3 separate regions of the Homo sapiens genome follow, and all the other regions are linked to region 2. A link is an interaction called in ENCODE POLR2A ChIA-PET data of the cell type or tissue named here. Cell type or tissue: MCF 10A. All regions are shown on one strand.

Evidence for each region. ChIA-PET counts read pairs that join two places held together with the same protein. Peaks named below come from ENCODE experiments on the same cell type or tissue, not always from the same donor. Only the 100,000 strongest peaks of a DNase experiment are listed, where the experiment ranks them.
Region 1: POLR2A ChIA-PET joins it to region 2 with 24 read pairs; 10 of 35 experiments call an interaction of 5 or more read pairs at or near these places.
Region 3: POLR2A ChIA-PET joins it to region 2 with 12 read pairs; 4 of 35 experiments call an interaction of 5 or more read pairs at or near these places.

What each region holds. Positions count from the first base shown.
Region 1 is chr17:50,059,277-50,067,276 of GRCh38, forward strand. It overlaps ITGA3 (integrin subunit alpha 3), which reads left to right. Exons shown (of 26, transcript NM_002204.4): 2 at 4,801-4,928; 3 at 5,252-5,331. Among named protein-coding and RNA genes, the nearest start is that of ITGA3, 7.2 kb to the left of the region's middle. RefSeq lists enhancers at 2,876-3,376, 3,377-3,877, 4,832-6,031. In MCF 10A, no CTCF peak of the experiment used is centred here; DNase peaks (open chromatin) are centred at 1,825, 3,355, 5,135, 5,585 and 2 weaker places.
Region 2 is chr17:50,147,673-50,155,672 of GRCh38, forward strand. It overlaps PPP1R9B (protein phosphatase 1 regulatory subunit 9B), which reads right to left and starts at 3,005. Exons shown (of 10, transcript NM_032595.5): 1 at 1,471-3,005. The coding sequence starts at 2,841. It overlaps LOC124904025 (a long non-coding RNA gene), which reads left to right and starts at 1,063. Exons shown (of 3, transcript XR_007065841.1): 1 at 1,063-1,155. RefSeq lists enhancers at 587-656, 3,376-3,670, silencers at 1,387-1,506, 2,357-2,466, 3,116-3,205, 3,276-3,365 and a cis regulatory region at 5,888-6,924. In MCF 10A, CTCF peaks have their summits at 1,154 and 3,450; DNase peaks (open chromatin) are centred at 3,489, 4,149, 4,459, 6,429 and 1 weaker place.
Region 3 is chr17:50,023,988-50,031,987 of GRCh38, forward strand. No RefSeq gene overlaps it. Among named protein-coding and RNA genes, the nearest start is that of PICART1, 28 kb to the right of the region's middle. In MCF 10A, a CTCF peak has its summit at 3,010 (motif pointing right); DNase peaks (open chromatin) are centred at 3,074, 3,784 and 4,374.

The DNA.
Region 1 (8,000 bases), 88 kb before region 2:
CTCTGCTCCAGCACCTGCACTGACATTCCCTCCTGGGAATCCAGGCATTCTGGTCTGGCCTGACCCTGTGGGCCTATGGGGATACTGCCGGTCCTTCTCTCTCTTTCACTTTTGCTTGGAAATGAGGGTATCTGGGAAGCCCAGGGCAGGGTGGCTCCTAGAAATGAGGTCATGCCTGAGGTACGCAGGAGCCAGGCTCACCTGCCATGCTCTCCTAACATCATGTTTCCCTGGGCAAAGCAGGTGCCTGGCAGCCTTCAAGGTTCGTGCCAGCAGAAATGGGCACAGCAGCTGTGGCTGGAGGCAGAAGGCCTGCTCGTGTAGTATCTTTTTCCTCTGGCTCTACCCAGTGACCAGTCTAGGCCAAGAGGCTTTCAACTGGGCAGGAGTAGGGGAAGCCTGATCTTGTAGAAAAAGCAGCAGCGAAGGGGGCTTGGTCAGAAGTAAACAAAGAAGGAAGAAGATCCCCTTTGCAGTAAGAGGAATTGAGGTTAGATGACACTTAGAATGCCCTCGGGGGTCAAATACAGGAAAAATACTGAAGAGCCAAGGAAAGGGAGCAGAACTGAGAAAAATGGCCTTGTTCTTTTTTTATCTGAGGCTTAGCCAGGGCTCTTTTTCCTGTCCTTTCTCATTCTCTCTCTCCCTCCAGCTTGTTGCTCTGGTTCTAGGGCTGAGTCACCAGTGGGGAGAGGGGGCTGGGTGGGCAGCAAGGGAAGGGTCAGGAAGGATGGGGAGGGCTGCAGTTTCAGCTGCCACAGGGCCGGCCTCTGGGGAGATGGCTAATTCGGGCAGCAAGGCTGGCATAGAGCTGGGATCCAGGCATCCCAGAGCTGCCCCCACCCCTTCTCTGGGGCTCAGAGGTGGAGCAGGCACCCTCCCCACCTGCCTCCCGGCCGGGGATAGGAGGGGAACACAGGAGGCTAGGTACCCAAGGAGTGAGGCCCTGCCATGTTGGCCTGAGTGCTAGATCCTTTGGCCCCCTCTGGAATCCTCCCATGGAGCCACCAAGTGCCTCCCTGAGGTGACAGAATCTGGGAAGGTGAATCTTACAGGCTGCTTCTCTGAGCATTACCCCACCCCAGTGCCCCCAGGGGCCTTCTCCTCTTTGAGGTGAGCCAACCTGGTACCCTGAATTCTCCTGGGTACTGTGCCGCGCCCTTCTTTGATTCTTCTGCTTTCTCCTTGGCTGTTCCATTAGCTCTGAACTGCCCCAAGGGGAGTGATAGGGCAGGGGTAAGGAAGGGCTTTTTCGGAACTTGGAGCTCAAGGGGCTCCGCAGAGGCCAAGAGGGGCTGTTTGGCTGGAGCCAATGGGAGGGTGAGGAGGCAGCTGTTGGAAAGCCCTTGAGTAGTCACTTCACCCATCCCACTCCATCTGGGGGGCTGGGGGTCTCTGCTCCCCCCAGTCCAGCCTGACTCCAGGAGAGGGGCAGTCCCATCTCCTATCTTCCTTGCTCTAAGAGCTCCATCTAGGCATCCCTCCACCTACTCTCCCTCCTTCTGGCTGCAGCTGAGGGGATGGGTTCAGTACTGCTCTGGAAGGGGTCAGCTTTTGGATTTTGTGATCTGGACCAGACCTAAAAGCAGGTGGCTGGCAGAATTGCTCATTTGTGTACTAATTTGCATTTCATTTGCATACAGTAAGGTCCCTCTCACCTTCAGGATTCTCCAACCCCCTCCGCACACACCTGGGTGTGTGTGGCTGGAGGAAGCTGGAACCACCCTCTGCACACCCGCCTTCCCCCATCCATGTGCAGGCCTCTGGCTGTAGACCCATTGGATCCTGGGCTGGGAGCCAGAGGGCCTTAAAGGGCCTCTGAGTGGGCCAAGTGGAAGCTAAAAATACTCTGGGGGGGTGAAGCGGGGGCTCACTCTGGAATCTCTGAGGAGGGAGGGGCCTGGGATGTAGGGCTGGGATTAGGGCACTGGCCCTGCCCTGCCCTCTATCAGTAGGCATAAGGCTGGTTCCAGGCAACAGGCAGGAGGGTATTGGTGGTAAGGGGAAGTATTTCAATCTGATTGACATGCGTGCCCAGCTCTGCCTGCTCAGTACCTTGGGAAGTTCAGAGGAGGGAGTCCCTTAGCCCCTTCCTGGCTGAGTTGAGGGGGCTGGGAGGGCATGGAGACCCTTTTGCTCAGCTGCCTCCTGTATGACAACATGGGCAGGGCAGCAGCAGCAACAAGGGGGCAACACTTCCATTACAGGCGTGCCCAAGGCCCGGCCTCCCACTGAGGCCCGGACCCCTTAGTGTCACTGTAGAAAATTCCCAACCTCCACCTCCAGCCAGATCTGAGCCCCCGCTGTAGAGTGACTCTAGCTGCCAGCGCTCCCACCCTGACCCCAGTGATCACCTGGTATCCTCAAGCCATGGAAGTCTTCCTATGTCTCCCTGCTGATCTCTCTAAACCACCAAAGGAGTCTCTTCTTTTCCCTCTGCTCCAGGTTCCCTAACATGCCAGGGCAGAAATTCCTGGGTCCAGCCAGGCACGGTGGCTCACGCTTGTAATCCCAGTAACTTGGGAGGCCGAGGCGGGTGGATCACCTGAGGTCAGGAGTTCGACATCAGCCTGGCCAATATGGCGAAACCCCATCTCTAGTACAAATACAAAAATTAGCTGGGCGTGGTGGTGCATGCCTGTAATCCCAGCTACTTGGGAGGCTGAGTCAGGAGAATCACTTGCACCCGGGAGGCGGAGGTGGCAGTGAGCCGAGGTTGTGCCACTGCACTCCAGCCTGGGTGACAGAGCAAGACCCTGTCTCAAAAAAAAAAAAAAAAAGAAAGAAAAAAAGAAATTCCTGGGTCCCTGGAGGGAGGGCTGGAGGCATGCTAGACCAGTCCTGATGCCACAACAAATCGGAACAACAATGCTCACATTAGCTATGGCTTCATATCAGAACACCTTTTTGTAGAATAGACCTATTTGTTCCTCTAGCAACCCTGGAGGTCAGCAGGAGAGGGGCTGCCCCCATTTTACAGATGGGGCACTCAGGGCTCAGAGAAGGAAAGGAAATTGCCCCTTCAGGCAGAACAAACCCTAGACCCAGGTCCGTGGGTTCTCAGGCTGAGATGCTCCTTTCCCGCAGGCTGTGGGTCCCTTCTCTCATCTGTCAGGCACGCCAGAGAGCGGATGTCCATGGGTGGTCAGGCAGTGGACTCATCGAGGCCTTCCCAGCCCAGAGAGAAGTGACTCTCCAGGCCTGGCTGCCACCCTGGCCCCCTGCCAGCCTCCCTGGCCAGGAAGCTTCACCCCTTCTCCCAGGAACACTTCCCCAGGGTGAGGTCTGAGCTGTTGTCTTGAAGTATAGGCAAGGTCCCACCCCCTTCCCAGCACCCGCAGGCAGTACATTCCTGACTCCCAGTGGGTGGAGATACCCCAGGCCCTGGCATGCCCAGGCCCTGCACTGCCCTGCCCTGCCCAGCCCACTCCCTGTAGCCCACACTCACAGGTCCCAGGCAGAAGCTACAGGCGTGGCTGTTGCTTGGCACTTCCAGACTGGCAGGAGGCCCAGAGCCCAAGTTCTGAGCTGGGAGCTGTAGAGTGATAGAGTTGCTGGGGCCAAATGGTGGGGCACCTGGGAGGTGCCTGCCACCCGAGAAGGCCAGGGCCATCAGGATTGAGCAGGGGCTCCTGGCAGAACATTTAGAGGCTGCAGGGAGGTGATGTGGGGAGAAAATCTGCTAAAACTGAGTTCTCAAACTGGGGTGCACCAGATTCCACCAGATGGTGTGTTGTGGGCAGAGGAATCTACCTTTTTAACAAAGATCCCCGGGGTTTCTGATGGCCCAAGGCTTGTCCTCTAAGATGGCATTTCAGGGCCAACCCCTGCCTCTTTCTGCTCCAGCCACCCCTCTGGTATGGGACGGGTTGCCAGGGTCCTAAGCATCCTTGCAGGAACTTGCTGTCTGCATCCCCAAAGATGGATTCTGGGCAGGCTGGGAGCAAGGCAAGAGCCCTTTCCCTCCCCACCTGCTGCCCACCCACTGGGAACTCTGCTCTGGGGCCACATTGTCCAAAGTGTCAGGTACTTATCCCAACCCCTACCTGTGTGCCTGTCTTAAGGTAACTGGGGAAGGATGTTGGACATCACCCAGGTCGCTTAGGGGCCCAGGTCTCCAAGATCTGAGTCTCCACATGGCTTCAGGAGGAAAAACCCAGCGTTCTGACAACCCAGTCCCCTAAGTTCTCCCCTCTGAACCCCCAGAATTTGAACTCTCTGCCAGGATTCCTCATCTTGCTCTCTTCTGGTCTACCTTCATCTCAAAGGCCAAAGCATTCCTTCCAAAACTGAGATCTGGCCATGTCATGCCCCTGCCTAAAATCCCTCTGTGGTTCCCCTAAGGACCTTCCCAGCCTGCCTTTGTGTGCCTCCCCAGAGGCTCCTGGACTCCAGCTATGCTGAGGGCCTTGCAGGTCTCTGATTCACCCTGCTGGCTCTTGCTTCCTGGCCCTGCACATGTGTGCCTTTGCCCAAGTGCTCTTCCTCCCCTTCTTCACCTGGAGAACCCTGGTGATTGTCCTCAGACTCAGATTAGGTCACCTCTTCTGCTGGCCTCCATCACTGCCCCCTCAGCCCTGAGCCTGGGCTACTGTGCTCCCTGCTTCCCACTCCCGGGGCACTTCCTTCTAGTGTCTTTTTTCCTTGCCTGCCTTACCCTACACTGGGCACTTCTGGAGGGCAGGAGCTGGGGGTCTCCTGGCACCAAGAATCTGTAAATGTATGTTGAATAAATAACAAGTTGTTCCAAGTGGGGCTTGGGGAGTCTGAACCCGGACCCACCTCCGTCCCTATCCCCAGGCTCCTGGCTGGTGCCCCCCGGGAGCTCGCTGTGCCCGATGGCTACACCAACCGGACTGGTGCTGTGTACCTGTGCCCACTCACTGCCCACAAGGATGACTGTGAGCGGATGAACATCACAGTGAAAAGTGAGGGGAAGGGGCTGGGGAGGGGTGCTGGGTCAGAGGTCTGGCAGGGGGGTACCGCAGAGAGAATGGCCTGGAGGAGATAGAAGGCTTGTTCACACGGCTTCTAGTCGCTTCTTGTCCAGCTGGGAAGAGGGTGCCCTAGAGGAGAGTGGGGCTGGATGGGATTGGTAGAGCTCAGAATAATGACGAGCTGGAGAAGGGGAGTTGGGAGGGCTGCCCTGTGGGTGGAGGGCCCAAGCGGGACCCACTCCTGCCCTCTGGAGACTTTGGGCACTGAAGTATGGGTGAGGTGCTCTGATTCATGATCCTTCCGGTGCCCACAGATGACCCTGGCCATCACATTATTGAGGACATGTGGCTTGGAGTGACTGTGGCCAGCCAGGGCCCTGCAGGCAGAGTTCTGGTAAGTGGGTGCTCAGTGTTGGCTCCTCCACCTCTACCCGGCTCTCCCCTCATCTCCAGAGCTGGGAGGAAAGAAGAGGGCAGCAGGGGGGTCCACGGCGCGTGTGTGCTGGGGCCTGCACACATGTCCCTTCCTGTGGCTGTGTGTCCCTCGCTCTCTGCACTCCTGGGGAGGGGGTGAGTATCCTGTGCTCTCCCAAACCCCCGCACGGCCTGAGTTCTCTGACTCATCCACTTCCTCCGCATGCCTACACTGGGTGCTCAGCCTTCGTGGGAACAAGCCGAGGGAGCCGAGGGAACTGCAAGGAGGAGAAAGGGCAGAGAGGGCCCCAGGCAGCTCAGCGCTGGCTGGCGCTCCTTCCTGGGAGGCTGACTGCCGGAAGAGGCCCAGCCCTGCTGACCCCGGCTCACCCAGCTCTGGTCTGGGGGCTAATCAAATGTGTCACCTCCTGCCCACATTCTATAGTGGCAGCCCCTGAGTTCTCCATTTCTGGGTCCCAGATAGACATTTCCCCCCGCATTTTTTTCTCTCTCTGTCTCTTGTTGTTGTTGTTATATTCCAAAAAGGATTTTGATTTTATTGCTTCACACACAGAAGAGTTCTGGTTAAGGCTTGCCTTGCTCCTGGTGCTCATATGATGCCACCAGGATGTGATTTATCTCAAGCACTTAACTCTGTGTTCTTCGTGTTGCCTCCATTCTTTGATAGGCATTCTTTTCGTAGTGCCAAGATGAATGCAACAGCTTCAGCTTTATCTTCTTTGACCTTCAAGTTCTATAGTCCCAGTAGATATCTGACTACAACTCATTAGCTCTGACTATTTCAGGTACTCCTCTCTGAAACAATTACTGTGACCAAGAGAATGCAATACTTATACTTTCTTCAGACATGAATTATCAGTATCCAGATAGGCACATAAACTCAGTCTTAGAATGTGTTGCTTTGATGTCAGGTTTTTCTCTTGCCTTGATAGTTCCACATGGCTGGGGAAGCCTCACAATCACGGTGGAAGGCAAGGAGGAGCAAGTCCCATCTTACGCTGATGGCAGCAGGCAAAGAGAGAATGAGGCTGTCTCTCTCTCTCTCTCTCTCTCTTTTCTTTTCTTTCTCTTCTTTCTTCTTTCTTTCAAGATAGAAGACTCCCAGCTGGGTGTGGTGGTTCACGCCTGTAATCCCAGCACTTTGGGAGGCCGAGGCCGGTGGATCATGAGGTCAGAAGTTCGAGACCAGCCTGGCCAATATGGTGAAACCCTGTCTCTACTAAAAATATAAAAAATAAGCCGGGTGCAGTGGTGCCCGTCTGTTGTCCCAGTTACTTGGGAGGCTGAGGCAGGAGAATCGCTTGAACCTGGGAGGTGGAGGTTGCAGTGAGCCAAGATCACACCACTGCATTCCAGCCTGGGTGACAGAGCGAGACTCCATCTCAAAAAAAAAAAAAAAAAAAAAAGACTCCATCTCTCAACCAGGCTGGAGTATAGTGGTGCCATCTCAGCTCACTGCAGCCTTGACTTCCCAGACTCAAGCGACCCTCCAGCCTTAGCCTCCCAAGCTAATTTTTAAAGTTTTTATAGAGACAGGGTCTGACTGTGTTGCCCAGGCTGGTCTCAAACTCCTGGGCTCAAGTGATCCTCCTGCCTTGGCCTCCCAAACTGCTAGTGCTAGGATTTCAGGCGTGAGCCACCGTATGTGGCCCCATTTTTCTTTTTCTTTCTTTTTTTTTTTTTTCTCTTAGAGATGAGGTCTGGCTCTGTCACCCAGGCTGGAGTGGGTGACATGATCATAGCTCACTGTAGCCTTGAACTCCTGGGCTCAAGTGATCCTCCTGCCTCGGCCTCCCAAGTAGTTGGGATTATAGGCAAGAGCAACAATGCCTGGCTTTTTTCTCATTTTAAAATTTGATGTGGCCAGGCTCGGTGGCTCATTCCTTTGGGATGAGGCAGGAGGATCGTTTGAGCCTAGGAGTTTGTGATCAACCTGGGCAACACGGCAAAATTCCATCTCTACCAAAAATATATAAATTAGCCCGGCATGGTGGTATGCGCCTGTAATCCCAGCTGCCTGGGAGGCTGAGGTGGGAGGATCACTTGAACCCCGGAGAGAAAGGTTGGAGTGAGCTGAGATCATGCCACTGCACTCCAGCCTGGGTGACAGAGTCAGATCCTGTCTCAAAAAGGAAAAAATTGATGTAATGTTTACATACAGTGAAATGTACAGATTTCAAACTTCAATGAATTTTTACAAATGTATGTACCTGTATAACCAAAGATATATCTTAAAATCACTCCAGAAGGTGCCCTTGTAACCCCTTCTAATCATTTGCCACCCCATAAGCCACCACTGCTGGGATTTCTGTCACCTTTGAACACTGTTTTAAGCTCCAGGTTGGCATCAGTTCACTGAAATGCCTTTTTGATAACCCTGTTATGGATGGCTGTGGTCTAGGAGCCCATTTAAAGTGATTCTGCACCCTGGATCCTTTAGCAGTTATTTACTCACTGTTCATTCAACAGATATTTGGTGAGCCCCTACTGTGTACCAAACACTGTGCTATTCCTAGAAGCTTAGCAGTGACTAAGACAGGCTCAGGTAACATGCTGGTGGAGCTCACAGCTAGAAGGGACCACAGAAAGCAAGTAAACAAGAACCAGGGCCTACTTCTGGACTTTGCC
Region 2 (8,000 bases):
AAACTCTGCTTCAGAGTCCCAAGAAACACTACAGTCCCCCATTCCCTTCAGAACCCCACTGCCTTCAGGAGGGGAAAGGGGTTGGGAGAGGACCCCGCAGGTCCCAGCCCAGGGGAGAGGCTGGCCTGAGAGCCACTCACTTTTAACCTTTCAGGCCTCTTGCTGGGGTGGGAGGTGGGAGAGGGGCAGAGGCTGACATTCTGGGCGAGTGAGAGGAAAGTTGGGAAGCTTCAGAGTCCAGGAGTAGTTATGGAAACGACAAGCAAACAGATGGTGCTTTGGCTAGGGAAGGGTAAAGGCAGGGCAGGGTCCAGGCCAAGGAGAGTCCAGGGACCTGGACACTTCCATGGGGCGGACCTGGGGCCGGGTGCAGCTGAGCCTGGGGCGGTGAGGAAGAACCCTGCAGGCTGAATGTGCTAGCCAAGAGTGGAGGGTGGTGGGAAGTGGGGGGAGGGGTGGCCTGGGGTTTTTGATTCCCCCCAGGGGATGTTCCCTCCCCATCAGGGCTGTTCTGAGGATCTCAAAGCTCTGGCACAACCCACAAACCAACCACCAATAGTGGCCGTGGGGATGAGACCCCCAAAAGGGGCAGCTCCCATCCCTCTTTCAGGGCTCCCAGAGAATGTGGCAAGAACACTTGGGGCCTGCCAAGGCCATGGGAGTCTGTCCTATTGAGCAGCCAAGAGTAAAGGCATGCCCACTACTGCCAGGCACCCAGGGGGATCCCAGCCCCACCTCCTCCTCCTCCATGCCTGCAGAAGGCCTCTCCCCATCAAGGACCACACAAAGTGCCCCTCCCTGTGCAAGGAGGACCGGGCAGCTGGCCTGCAGGGACCCCCAGGGAACACGGCGCCAGCCAGTCACATGGCCACAGACCAGCTCACCCTCACGATCTGCTTCCCTCTTTCACTTCTGCAAAGTTGGGGTGGGGGTACAAACAGAATAGAGGAAGGGCTGCCTGCGGTCCCCTGCAGCTTCGTTTTGAGAAGTTCCTGGCTTTCCCCTTTCTCACCTCATCCAGCTCCCATACAGGGGGAAAGCACCCCGGCCCCCTCTCTACCCAGTGAAGGGCAAATGTCTCTCCTGAAGACACACACACCCCTTCACACTACCCAACCCCAGCCTCTGGCAGCCTCTGGAGGAAGGAATGTCCGGGTGAGGAAGGGAAAGCAGGTGTCCCAGGACCCGCGTGGGGCAGGGCGGGTTCCGCGGAGCGGCGGGGCGGGGCAGCAGGCGGAGGAACCTGAGGGCAGGTCGGGGCAGGCCACCCCCCTCGCACACCTGAAAATCCCTCTCTGACAAACAGCTGGAACTCCCCCACGCCCCCCTGAGGGTGGGAACTTCTGGGAAGGGGGCTGGGTGGCAGGGGCTGACTCAGCCTGCCAAACCCGGCTGGCTGGCTGGCGAGCGGGGGCGGCCGCGTGCACGTGGCAGGGGCGGCGCGGGGGCAGGGCGGGGGGGCTCACTTACTTGGATGGGCGCCGTGCTGAAATGGATCTTCCGGCTCGGGGCTGGGTCCTCCTCCTCCGACAGCCCCGGGATCTCCACGCACCCCGACTCGGGCTCGTAGGGGGGCTCCCCATCCTCCTCGTCGTCTTCGTCGTCCTCCTCCAGGGCACTGCCCGCAGAGTCCTCCCCGAGCCCACTGTAGGCGCTCACGTCCACCAAGTCCGCCTCCGAGAAGTCCTCCTTCTTGGATTCATCTACCTCCTCAGGGGCCACGTCCGGGGCCCGGCCATTGCCCACCCCCCTCTCTGGCGGCGCTACCGCCGCCGCCTCCTTCTCCGGGGCCGCTTGGGCCTTTGGCTCCTCGGGCGCGGGGCTGGCTGCAGTTGCCACGGTGCTGCCATTCTCCAGGGCCGCGTGGACCGTAACCTCGGCCTGGATCACCTCCCCGGGCGCCGACTCGGCCTCCGACTCCCCGCTCTCCTCCACCTCCACCGGCTTAATCTTGCGCACCTCCCGGGGCTTGGGGGGCGGCCGGGCAGGGGCCACTCGGTGCTGCGGGGGCTGCTGCCCTGCGGGGCATCGCTCTTTCTCGGCCGGGGCATCCCCCGACGGGGCGGGCGGCGGCGGCGGCGGGGGCTGGAACACCCGGGACCGCTTGCTGACCAGCTTCGAGTTGACCTGGGGAACCCCTGCGGCCCTGGGGAGCCCGGGCCCGCGGTGGAGGCCGGTCCTCGAGTCGGCCTTCTCGAAGACGGCGCTGAGCTGGCTGACCGTGGGGGACACGGCGTCAGCGTCCAGCTTGTCCAGCGCCTCGGTGCTGCCGTTGAAGCGCACCACGACGTCCAGCTTCCGGTCCTGCAGGCCGGCGCGCTCCTGCCTCAGCAGCCGCCGCGCCGCGGCCTCCTTGTCGCCGCCTGCGGCCGCTGGGGCGCTCCGTTCGAACAGCTTCCGCGTCTCCTGCAGCCGGGACGGCGGGTGCGGCGGCGGCGCAGGCTGCGCGGAGGGCGCGGGCTTGGAGTCGAAGCGGCTCACGCGCTCCGACACGCTGGTGCCCAGCTTCAGCAGGGCGCTGTGGTCCACGTTCTCGTTCAGGCTGCTGGCCCGCGGCAGCGACAGGCGCACGCCGCGCTCGGACGCCCGTGGGGCCTCGGCCAGGCCCGCGCCGCCGCCCGCCTCGCCCGAGGGCCCCGCCGTCGTGCCCATCTGCAGGAACATACTTTTGATGCGGTGGACGTTGGAGCCATATTTCTTGTGGTGGGCCCCCTTGGGTGCCTCGTCGGGCCCGGGCGCGTCGGGCGGCTTCAGCGCCTGGATGCCCGCCTCGTAGGCGCTGCGGTGCGGGGAGGCGCTCCGGAGGGGACCCCCGGGCCCCCGTGGCTCCGTCTTCATCATGGTGGGGGGAGCCGGGTTCGCATGCCCCTGCTCCCCGCTCCCCCGCTTCAACAGGCGGCTGGCCAAGTCGGGACCACCGCCCCCTCCCCCCGATAAAAGAAACCCCGAAGGCCTTTTTTAGGGTCCCCCCAAAACCAAGCTGCCAAAAACAGTTAATCCCGCTTTAAAAAAAAAAATGAAAAAAAAAAAATCTCCAAGCGCCCTGTGTGTGGGTCGCCTCCCCCAATCAAGCTGCCGAAGACAGCCAGCCCCGCTTCAAAAGCCCGAGCGGCCTGGTACGGTCGCCCCCACCCAAATTAGCAAAGCGGCGTCTGGGGCCGGTGGGAGCGCGCGCCCTGCCCGCGAAGCAGCCGCGGTGTCGCCGGCTCACATCGTCCGAGACGGTGTCAGCGGGGCTGGCAGCCCGGGCGTCCCCCAGTCCGGCCGGAGGCCTCGGCTCTCGGGGGGCCCGGCACCCCAACGCCCATGGCTGCTCCGCCGGCCCGGGCCGCTCCGCCGCCGCGCCTCCCTCCCTCCCTCCCTCCCCCCCGTGCCCCGAGCCTCGGTCTTTCTCTGGCTTTGCCCGAGCGGCGGCTGCCGGAGACCGAGCGGCTGCCCTTCTCGCAGCCGCCGCTGGGGGACTGGCACCTCTGGGTCCTAAAGGGATCGGATTTCCGGGGCCGGAGCCTGTGAGCCCTCCCCTTCCCCTCCACCCGAACGGATCCCCTCCCCTCCCCAGCCCTCGCGGAGAGCCTTCCGCTGCCCCCGGACGTTGGCCAGCACTCTTCAACCTGCTTCCATCACAACTTCTGACTGCGGTCACAACCCACAGAACCGCACCTCCATGAAATATTGGGGGGAGGCAGTACATCCACGATGGTCTCAGTGTGAGGGGAGGGGGTTTGTAGGGAGGGGCAGAGGTTCATTCTTCAGTGTCCTCGGAGCTAGCTCTTCGGTGTGCTTCAAGCCTTTAGCATCAGAATCGCTGGGCACTTGGTAAAAATGCAGATTTCTGGGATCTCTCTCGAACCTTGTGAAGGAGAATCTCCGAGGCTGAACCCAGGAATCTGCATTTTAACACTTCACTACAGGCAATCTTTGGCCCCCTTGGAGGTGTGAAACCTTGGTCCAGCGCTGGTGACCTTTCGATGGTGGGGGAGGGGTGGTGAAGAAAGGAGGTGAACCCCGTCATCCAAGTAGCAGGGGATCACCAAAACTGCCGAAGTCTGGAAAGGATGTCCTGTCGCCTGTCTGCTGTGCACCCGTCTTCAGGCCCCTACCCTGGCACTCCTGCCTCTCAAACCGGAAGGAAGGGTTTGGGAGCAGGAATTCGAGAGGCCTGGGGCCAAAGTTTCGCCAGTGAGAGCTCTAACTTGGGTCTCTGATTTAAAGGATCCTGGCCACTGTGTTCCGGTTGGGGTGGGGGGGTGGGGAGGGTGACAGTGACTTACACATCCCCTGTCCTGGCAACCCAGAAAGCTGTTTGATGCCCTCTGCACCCCCCGCATACACAGCTAGGGTGCTGGCGCTGCCTGGGCCCTGGGTGTGAGAGTCCGCCCTCTGGACAGGTCCAGGTGAGCTGGTTCATTCCACACATCCCAGAAACTGGTGAACACAATGGGCCCTAGGACCCAGAGAACAACTCAGGCACAAAGCCTCCCCCCACTCCCAGCTGCTTCCTGCATCTCAGGCCTTTCTGCGGCCTCTGCCTCCTCCCCCGCCCTCTTCCCCTCCATCCTCTTCCTCCTTTTCCTAATCTCCCACTCTCTCCCCCCTGGCCTGGAAGGGCTGGCAAAGGGAGCCCTCCTACCACTCCACTGCAGGGGTGTGTGTGGGTTTTGTGGGATATTAACGCGTTACCATGTGCAAAAGAGCTTAGAGTACAGCGTGGGGGATGGGGTGTGGGGAAGCCGCCTGGGAACCCTGGATATTGGGATCGGGAGGGGCCAGGAACCGCAGGACTGATCCTGAGGCTGGTGCTAAGGAAGAGGGAAGATCTAGGTTGTGAGCTAGAGCCGGAAGTGAACCCAGACCTCACACTTTCCAAATGCCACCTGCATCTTTGCCCAGTTGCCCAGGAAACTTACCCCTCCCCAGTTTTGCACTTTGGGATGGTGCAGGGTGAAGAAGTCTGTCTCCTAACCCTTCTTAGAAGGCCTCTGTCAGGAGCAAGCTTTGGGACTTAGATTTCCAAACTCAAGATTGGGTCTTGAAAACCCCTCCCCACAGGCCCCCCAACCCCAATATAGAAGTCCGGAGAAGACAGAAACCTCACCCAGTTGGGGTTTGGAAGTTTGTACAATGTACTCAGAAGCTCTTGTGTGGATTGGAGGAGGGCGCAGGCCCCTGTGTTCTGCCCAGAATCTCCCACACCCTTGGTGGTAGATCATCTTAACTGGTCCCAGCCCAAGGGGTCTGTGCCCACGCGTCTGGCCAGGTGGGGAAGCCCCCAGTTTCTGAGGGTGGGAGAAGGAGCTGAGAACCAGCTACCAGGCCCAGAGACCCTCGGACTCCCAGCATTTCCGGTAGCAGCTTAGAGCAAACTGGAATTACAGGGGTGCTCTTGGGTCTCCCTTGTCCAAAGGATTATGAATCTCCGGACAAACCCCTTTAACAGACCCTTCTAGGGGGTTTGGGCTTCAAGAGGGTGGAGCTAGCCAGAGCTTGGGGGACTGAGGCTAATCAGTGGGATTATTATTTCATGGGCTCCTGGTTAGCAGAGCAACACCCTGGCCAGAATTCCCAAAGACGCTTTTATGGAGCGGTAAGTGCTTCACCATCACTTGTTCTCTGGTGTCAGGCACCAAGCCGGCTGGCCTGTGAGATGGGTGAAGAATGGGGTCTCATTCCCTCCATCCCTTCTCTGCCTGTCTGGAGCAGTAATCGCACCTGATAGGAACAAGGAGGGTTTGGGAGGGTTACCATCCAAACTGAAGGCTTTAAATAGAATTTTCATTCATTGGGCTGTCATCTTCACCTACATCCTCCAGTGAGGAAGCACTCCAGGATAATTTAACCACCCTTTCTCTTTCCTTTGTCTTCATGGAAGAGACTTTGATGGCCAAGTTGCCCAGTGGTCTTTGGATGGAAGTTCCTTCCTTACCTTTGCCTTGGCATAGAGTGGTTGACCTAGGAGCCAGGCTGCTAGGGTTCAAATCTTGGCTTCACTGCTTACTGGCTGTGTGACCTTGGACAAGTCACTTATCCTCCTCTGTGCCCTGGGAGGATGAAAGAAGGCCCAGAAAGGACGAGAGTGGCTCGGACACAGAAGATAGGGTGTGGGGGAGGAGACGCCTTTCCCAGCCTGTGCTAAAAAGGCCAGAGGCTGCGATAGGCAGAGATAATTCACCCCCAACTCTCCTCCTGGTAACCGCCCCCCTGCCACAGCTTTCCCACACCCCCCCAAATCTGCTTAGGGCCCTTGGGAAGATGCTCTGTTAGGACTCTTCCCCAAGGCTTGCTAGTTTTAAACACCAGGTGTAACTGCAAAGATAGTGATGAAGGCAGGGAGAGGCCTGACGAGCGATAAGTCCCGAGCCCTCAGCGCCCTGGGCGCAGGCCCGGGCTGGGTGCCAAGGCTGGCTTCTCTTTCCAGCCCTGGGGCCTTGAGACTCAGCTTCTAAAAGCGGTTTTTCCTTGGCCACGGTCATCTAAGCAGAGGCTGGCCCAGACCCTGCACTTGGATCCTTTTGTGGTGAGCCAGTGGTCCCCACCCAGTTGCTCTCCTTCAAGAGTTGACCTCTGCCAGGGATTTGGGCTGGTTATAGGATGCTGGAAAGGTATGCTGGAAAGGTGTGTGTACACCTCAAATCCAGGATGTCAGTGTTGGAGGGGCCTTTAGTGGCCCTTGGCTGACCTCTTCACAGGGAGAATGACGAAAGCTGAGAAGTGACATACCTAGTTTTAAAGGAAACAGACCAGGCTAGGGTTCATGAGGCCTGAATTGAGTCCTAGCTGCACTCATTTGCTGGATGACCGTGGGCTAGTCGTGTCCCCTCCCAAAGCCTGTTTCCTCAAAAAGCTTAGCTTGAGTGTCTGAGTGTTTCCTGAGCATAGATAACCCTAGGTGTCCCTCACTTTTGTGCATGCAGCACAGGCCTTGAAGCCAGGCCATCTCTGTTAGAATCTCCAACCTCCCACTCCCCAGCTAAGGGGCTTCAACAAATTCCTTCATCTATAAGATGAAGATAATATACCAACTTCATAGAGTTTTTGTGAGGAATAAATGGGTCCTCAATGCATAAGGCACTAAAAGGGGGCTCAGAGTGTTGGCTGTTACTGATTGCAGGGTATCCAAGCACATGTGGGGGTGTGTGCCTGCATGCACATGTGGGCAGGTGTGGCTGAGAATGAAACTCGGTGTTTGCATCTCTCTGTGTGTCTTCACAGGACTTTGGGGCTCTCATTTTCTTTAAGGTTCAATATGTGAAATTCTGAAATATAAACACCCCTTGCTTACAGCTTCTCCAAATCTTTGGGGGTCATTCTTGGGATGACCTCTCTTCTCTACTTCCCAAAGGGTTTTTCACTCCTGCCTGTGGGTGCCTCAAGCCCCTCATTGTCCCTGCAGGGAGAGGGGTCCCTTAGGGTCCTCTCACAGCTAGGAGACTGCCTTGCTGCTGGTTCCCTCTGCTGTACCCAGTTTCTTTCTATCACTCTCCACACTTGCTCCAGTGGCTCTTGGAAAGTTCAGATACATCTTGGAGACTAGGGAGGGAGACTTGGTAGGAGGAGTCAGGGTGTGTGTGTGTGTTGGGGGGCGGGGGAAGGGGTTGGACAGAGGAAAGATTTCTCCAAATCATCAGTTGCTTTAAAAGAAAGCCTATATTTAGCTGGGCTTAGAGGGCCTGTAAATATGTATTTTGCAAGGCAGACAGCCCGTAGCTGTGGGAGCTCCAGAGATATGCAGGGAGGTCAAAGAAAAAAAAAATAATCAGAAAGATTAGGCAATATATTTTGTCATCAGCAGATTCAAAAAACTCTACTGCCTGCTCTCACTGCTAATAATACACATTTCTGTGTTTCGATGGTTCCTATGTTTCATCTGCCCTCCAGATCTTGTGCAGTGGGTGCCTGAGAAGGAGACTGGCTCTCGGAGACACCTTTTCCTGCCAGCCTTTGCCTCATCTGCCCTGGGTCAGAGGAAACAGCATCCCACCATCTCCATCCCCACTAGCCCG
Region 3 (8,000 bases), 120 kb before region 2:
GTGTATATACATATATAACATATACATATATACACACCTATGTGTATACACACATGCACACATACATGTATGTATACACACATGCACACATACATGTATGTATACACACATGCACACATGCATATGTACATGTATGTATACACATGCAAACACGCATGCATGCATATATGTATGTAGGGCATATGTACATGTATGTACCCACACATGCATACATGTACCCATACATGTTTGCATACACACATGTGTATGCGCATATACACACATGTATGCATACATACACATGTGTGCATATACATGTATGTATGCATGCACATATACATATGCATGTGTGCATACATACATGCATTTACATGCATGCATGCATGCATACATGTACGCATATGTGTATGCATGCATGTATGTACACATATGTATGCATATACATGTATGTATATGTGTATACATACATCTATGTATACACACATGTATGCATGTGTAAACACGCATGCATTATACATACATGTATGCATACACACATGCATGTATGCACGCATGCATGTGAATGCATGCACACATGTATACATGCGTACATGCATACATACATGTATGTGTATGTGGATACATGCGTGCATGCATGTATACACACATATGTATATATACACATATGTATGTGTGTGCACATGCATACATGTATGCATGCATGTATGCACGTATGTATATGAATGCATGTATGCATGTGTGCACGTATGCATGCATGTGTGCACACATATGTACAATGTATGGATGTGTGTATGCATGTATGTATGCATTATCCATGTACACATATATGTATGCATACATGTATGCATGCATGGATGCATGTCTGCATGTCTTCATGTATGTGTGCACGCATGTATGCATGTATGTGTATGCATTTATGCGTGTATACATACATGCATTTACATATATGCGTGCATACATACATACATACATGTGCCCATGCATCCATGCATGCATCCACACATGTATGCATGCATCCATGCATGCATCCACACATGTATACATGCATACACGCAACATGTATACATACATGTATGTGCGCATCCATGCATGTATACATACATGCATACATACATCCACACATGCATCCATACATGTATACATACATGTACACGTGCATGCATACATGCATCCATACATGTACACGTGCATCCATACATGCATCCATGCATCCATGCATGCAACATGCATGCATGCATACATGCATACATGCTGCATGCATACATGCTGCATGCATGCATGCACGCACGCATACATGCAGCATGCACGCACGCATGCATGCAGCATGCACGCACGCATGCATACATGCATGCATATATGTATGTGTGTGTACCTGTATACATGTATGTATACACACACACACACATATATAGAGAGAGAGTTCATCACAGCAGCTAACTCTAACAAGTACCCACTGTCTTCCTGGTAACCAAGGCTGTAGCTAGATGCCCCGTGTGTGTATATATGTATATATATATATATATACGTGTGTGTGTGTGTGTGTGTGTATATATATATATATATATATATATATATATATATATGGAGAGAGAGAGAATATATAGAGAGAAAGAAATATATATAGAGAGAGAAAATTTAGATATATATATATGTATCTTTTTTCGGGACAGGATCTTGCTATGTTGCCAAAGCTGGTCATGAACTCCTGGGCTCAAGCAATCCTCCTGCCTCGACCTCCCAAAGTGCTGGGATTACAGGTGCGCACCACCACTCCCAGCTAATTTTTTGTAATTTTAGTAGAAACGGGATTTCACTGTGTTGGCCAAGCTGGTCTCAAACTCGTGACCTCAAGTGATCCACCTGCCTCAGCCACCCAAAGTGCTTGGGATTACAGGTATGAGCCACCACACCCAGCTGTGATGCTTAAATTTTATGTGTCAACCAGACTGGGCCACAGGGTCCTCAAATAGAGCAGGGGAGAAAGAGTCACATGGAGATGGGTCTGTGATCAATCATGGGCTTCCCCTTTGAGGACCCCGAGGCTCCCGCTGCCCCACATGAAAGTGGGGTTCTATAACTAACAAGGAAGGGGGAATGGATGTCAGGGATAGGCAACCAGTGATCTCACCACACCTGGGATCCCCCCTTACAGGGACACAAAGTAAAGGGATGCCTGAAAGCCACCATGTGTTTTACAGCTGGCCCTGGGGCTAGAGAGCAGGACAAGGGGGAGTGAGGGCAGCTATGAAGCCCGGACCTGTGAAAAGGAGGGAAGAAACACTGTGGACATCAGCCAGGCATGGAGAGGCAGAGCCACGGAATGCCAGAACCAGAGTTACCCCCGGTTACACAGATGGGGGAACTGAGGCCTAGAGGGGGCCTGTGACCTGTCCAAAGCCACATAATGCTGTCTCCTGTCTCCAGGCCAGGGTATTTCCCTGTATTAGAGCTGTTGTGTTCACTGCTGGCCGTGGTGGATCCTCACTGCTGTCCTGCTCTAAATGGCAGAGTGTGGCTCTGGGCCCTGGGTGCCCATGGGGACTGCCTGGAGCCAGCAGGCCAAGTGTCTTCACACGAATTCAGAAGCAGGAGTGAAGGACCCACCCTGAGACAAACCAACCGACTTAACATATTTAGAAGTCGGGGAAGAGACAGGGAAGGACAGACAGAATTCCTGCCTGTCCGGTCCAGGGCCTGACTCTTGCCAGGCTGACCTTCCTGTCCGGGTGAGGGGAAGGAGGCGCTCATGCTCTTTCTGCCTGGAGGACAAAAGAGAACCAGACGAAAACAAAGGTCAGGGCATACGTAGGAGTTTCCAAAGGGCACAGGCGAGGAAGGAATCTCTTACCTAAGAGGGTTTTCAAACATAACAGAAAATTGCTTAAGTGTGCTGGAAAATAAGGCAGCATGGCTGAGAGGCAGGAGGAGGAACAGGGTGACCCCGGGATCTGCCTTGGTGGTGGCAGCCCAGGCTTCTGCTGTGTGGTGACCGGTGATGCTGGCCCTGACCATGGCTGCAGTTAGCGCAGTCGCCACCAGGTGGCAAGCATGCCCATTTCTGAAGGATTGGCTGCTGGAACTCCGATAACTGGTTGGTTGATGGATTTGTTTATCCATCCATCATTTATTTATTCAATCGTCATTCATTCATAGCTTTGATTCCCCCCAAGCATTTTTGACTCATTTGTGCCAGCAGGCATTGTGCTAAGTGTGAGGAGGAACCAAAACTGGCCCAGAAGAGGTGGCTGTTGTGGGCACCTCACACGGCCCTCCCTGCTCAGCAGCCCCGCGGGGGTGCCGGGACCAGAGTGGGCCATGGCGGCCAGGTACCTGTGGGTCAGTCCTGCAGCTGGCGGGGCCTGCCTGGATCGGATCCCACGGCAGCCACTCGGGCTAGCGCCCCCTGCCCTCCGTTCTGCCGCGGAGCCAGCGGGCAGTGGGCCCTGAGAGAGGTTTGGCTGGCCTCCCATGCTGGGCTCAGGCCGCCCGCAGTGGGGCTCAGGTGTAGCCGCACAGTGGTCCCTGGGGCTGAGGTTTTCTCCGTCTCTGTTCTTCCTCCAACCAGGCTCAACCTCAAACCGCGAGTCCACCCCTCTGCCCCCCTTCTCCCTTCCCTCTGCTGTGTTCTGCAGCGTTTCTCAGACGTGTACCTCTCCAGGGCAGAAAGTGGATCCCTGGAACAGGACTGGGTCCCGGGGCCTCAGGGTCACCGGATCCCTTCTGCTTTCCTCAAGCCTTGCTCCTGCCCCTCCCCTGCTTCCGGCTGTGAGGCCAGCGTTCAGCCAGAAGCATCCATGTCTTGGCTGTTGGCTCAGGCCCCACATGACGCATAGCCCCAGGAGGGCAGGGACCTCAGCTGATTCACTGTTGAAGCCCCAGGACCTTGCACAGTGCCTGCCACAGAGCAAGCCTCAACAAAGGTGGGCTGCATCACTCAAGGAAGGGGAGTGAATGCAGCTGTGCAAAGAGGAGGGCCACGAGCATCTATGGGAGGGCGGGGCAGGCGTGGATGCTGCAGGACACAGAGCGTGCCCACGCGCCTCGAGACTGCCCTGCGTTGAATTGGTGGAGCCCCTGGACCCGCTGCAGTGAGGACCATAGGAGCCCCAGTTTGCTCCATGGGACTCTAAATCCAGCAGGGGTGGAGTCATTTTTTGGGGCCCCCAGAGGACTTCCTTGGCCAGCAGCTGCAGTGCCCAGTCCTCCAGGAGAGTGTCAGCTGCCACTCTGTATTGCTTCCCTCCTCCCCTCTCCTGCTGCCCCAGCTTCCCTGGCAACTGGGGACACTGCCCCCCACCCCAACTACCAACCCAGGCCCCGTGCCTTCTGACTCACAGCAGCTCAACAGGAAAGCATCTGATCATGCCCACAGCCCTGGCATCTGGCCCACAGGAGTGGCACCCCTCCCCAAGACCTTCCACACAGTTTCTATATTAGGGTAATGTCCATTGAAATCTCTCCACCCCACCCCCAAGAAACCCCCCTGTGATACGTGGGGATGGCATAGCGCCCCGCCGCGCACTGTGCCAGGTGGAGTGGGAGTCCTGATCCTACCGGCTCATCACATTCCGCACATTCCCAGTGGGCAGGGTGGAGGAGGGGCTAGCCAGGGAGGAAGAATGCCGCTTGCCTCTGACATCCTGTGTCTGGGTTTGCTTCATCCCTACCCTCCCCGCCTGGGCTCAGCTCCCCTCCATGTGCCTCCTGGCCCCTCACACCTTGGACCCCCTGTCTAGCTCCCGCCTCTCAGGGCTGTCTTCCCTTTTCTGACCCGTCCTTCCTCTCCATTTTCTCCTCTCTCGCTCAGCCCTCTCCTCTCTGTCATCCTGGAGTCTGTGGTGAGAATTGGGGAGACCAGGCTGGGTTCTACACAGGGCCACTGTTCCTGTCCTAGACAGCCAAGCACGCTGGGTTTGGTATGGCCACAGCTCTGCGCCATCTCCTTGTGCATCCAGGACTTGCCCTCTCTGGCCATGGGCTCCTCCTGGGAGCGCTGGGCTCCCAGGGTCCCAGTCCTGATATCTAAGCTCCTCCCAAGGGCCTTAGTGGGGATGGAGCAAACCCCAATGGTCCAGGTCTCCATGCTGCCCTGGGGAGATTTCTCCCCAAATCCTCCTTCCAAATGGCGCAGGACTAGATTTGAGGGTCAGCTGCTCACCTGCCTCCCACCCCACCTGGACCCCGCTCCTCTCTTGTTGGAGGAGGGGCTGCCCACCTATCTTCTTTACGCACATCTGTGGGCATAGAGTCCAGTACCTGCACAAAGTTGTCCCGTTCCTGAAATACCTACATGCCCCTCCCTCTGCCCTCTGGTCACCTCCCAGCTCCTGACCACAGTGTGGTGGCCGAAGTGGAGCTGGGCTCCAGGAACCTCGAGTTCCAGTCCTGGCTCTGCCACTCACTTGCTGTGGGACCTAAGCTAGTCACCACCCTGCTCTGAGCCTCAGCGCCCGGGGGAATGACAGGAATGGACCGGTAGCCTCATGCTCCAGAGCCAAAGGGGATACCCAGCAGCCCCAGACCAGACAGATGTTCTGACCAGGTTCTGATGGAGGACATAGAGGGAGTCACCAGAGAGGTGTTCCCCTTTGGAGACAACTCTGTTTTGTTTATTTCTTTTCTTTTATTTTTATTTATTTATTTATTTATTTATTTTTGAGACAGAGTCTTACTTACTCTGTCGCCCAGGCTGGAGTGTAGTGGCACAATCTTGGCTCACTGCAACCTCTGCCCCCCAGGTTCAAACGATTCTCCTGCCTCAGCCTCCCGAGTAGCTGGGATTACAGGCACCTGCCACCACGCCCAGCTAATTTTTTGCATTTTTAGTAGAGACGGGGTTTCACTATGTTGGCCAGGCTGGTCTAGAACTCCTGACCTTGTGATCCGCCCGCCTTGGCCTCCCAAAGTGCTGGGATTACAGGCATGAGCCACCGCCCCTGGCCTGTTTATTTCTATTTTTATTTTTAAGAGATGGAGTCTTGCTCTGTTACCCAGGCTGGAATGCAGTGGTGCCATCATAGCTGACTGCAGCCCTGAGCTACTGGGCTCAAGTGATCCTCCCACCTTGGCCTCCCAAAGTGCTTGGATTATAGGCAGGGTCCAGCTTCTGCTTTGCTTTTTTTTTTTTTTTTTTTTGAGATGGAGTCTCGCTCTGTTGCCCAGTTGGAGTGCAGTGATGCGATCTCAGCTCACTGCAACCTCCGCCTCCTGGGCTCAAGCGATTCTAGTGCCTCTCAGCCTCTGGAGTAGCTGGGACTACAAGTACACGATGCCCAGCTAATTTTTGTATTTTTAGTAGAGACGGGGATTCGCCATGTTGGCCAGGCTGGTCTCTAACTCTTGGCCTCAAGTGATTTGCCGTTCTCAGCCTCACAAAGTGCTGGGATTACAGGCGTGAGCCACCACGCCCGGCACTGTTTTGCTTTTTAATTGAGCAAGGGGCAGGCCACTCCCAGGGGTTCCCCAACCTCAAACCACTGCTCCCTATCCCAGCCCCTCAGACCCTTCCCTTATCAGCAAGGTATGTCTGAAAAAGTAGTACTATGAAGATTATCTGAAATACACACACACACACTCCATTAGGTTGAGTGGTGAAATATTCAAAGCTTTCTACTACGATCAGGAGGCAGCTGAGGAGCCCACTGTTACCACTCCATCCAGCACTACCCTACAAGGGAGGCCTCAGGCAAGGGAATAAGGCACAAGAAACATTGTGAGAATTGTAAAGGGAGAAAGAAAACTGCCAGTATTTAGATGACATAGTGGCCCATAGACAAAATCCCCCAAAATATACAGACAAGCTGTTAGAATAAATAAGTAAATTGAGTAAGCTCACTGGATACAAAATCAGTATAAAAAATCAAATGTTGCTGGGGTAGGCAAAGATTTCTTTTTTTTTTTTTCCTTTAAATAGAGATGCGGTCTCACTATGTTGCCTAGTCTGGCCTTGGACTCCTGGGCTCAAGCAATCCTCCTGCCTCAGCCTCCTGAATAACAAGATTTCCTAAATAGGACACAGAAAGTACTAACCATAAAGGAAAAAACTTGATAAATTTTTCTCCATTGAAATTAGAATTACTAAGCCGGATGTGGTAACCCATGTCTGTGGTCCCAGCTAGTAGAGAGGCTGAGGCAGGAGGATTCCTTGAGCCTAAGAGTTTGAGTCCAGCCTGGGCAACATAGTGAGACCCTGTCTCTAAAAGTGAAAAAAAAAAAAAAAAAGGAACGAATCAAATGTTTTTCTACCAATGTACAATTAGGGAAAGGAATTAAAAGGACAACATCATTTATACATCATAAAAATATCAAATACCTAAAAATAAATCTAACCCAAACAGTGAAAGCTCCCTCACTACACAGAAAACTTCAAAACATCTTTGATAAATACTTAAAAATATCTAGGCCAGGCATGGTGGCTCATGCCTATAATCCTAACCCTTTGGGAGGTGGAGGCGGGCAGATCACTTGAGCCCAGGAGTTTGTGACCAGCCTGTGCAACATAGTGAAACCCCATCTCCACAAAAAATAGAAAAATTAGTCTGGTGTGGTGGCGTGTGCCTGTAAGAGGCTGAGGTGGGAGAATCACTTCAGCGCAGGAGGTCGACACTGCAGTGAGCCATGACTGTGCCACTACAGTCCAGCCTGGGTGACAGAGTAAGATCTTGCCTCAAAAAATAAAAAAATTTAAAGATAATCTAAATTAGTGTTCATGGATTGGAAAGCTCCACCTTGTAAATCCTCCCCAAATCAATCTATAGATTCAATGCAATTCCAATCAAAATCCTGGCAGGAATGTGTGTGTGTGTGTGTGTGTGTGCAGAAATCGATAAGTTGATTCTAAAATTTGTATGGAAATGGAAAGGATCAAGAATAGCCAAGACTTTCTTCAAGTAGAGCACAGCTGTAAGACTTCCAGTACTAGATATTAAGACAACATGGTATTAGTGCAAGGACAGAATAGAGAGCCTGTGGGACAGAATAGAGAGCCTTGAAGTGAATCCACCCAGATGTGATTATTTGAT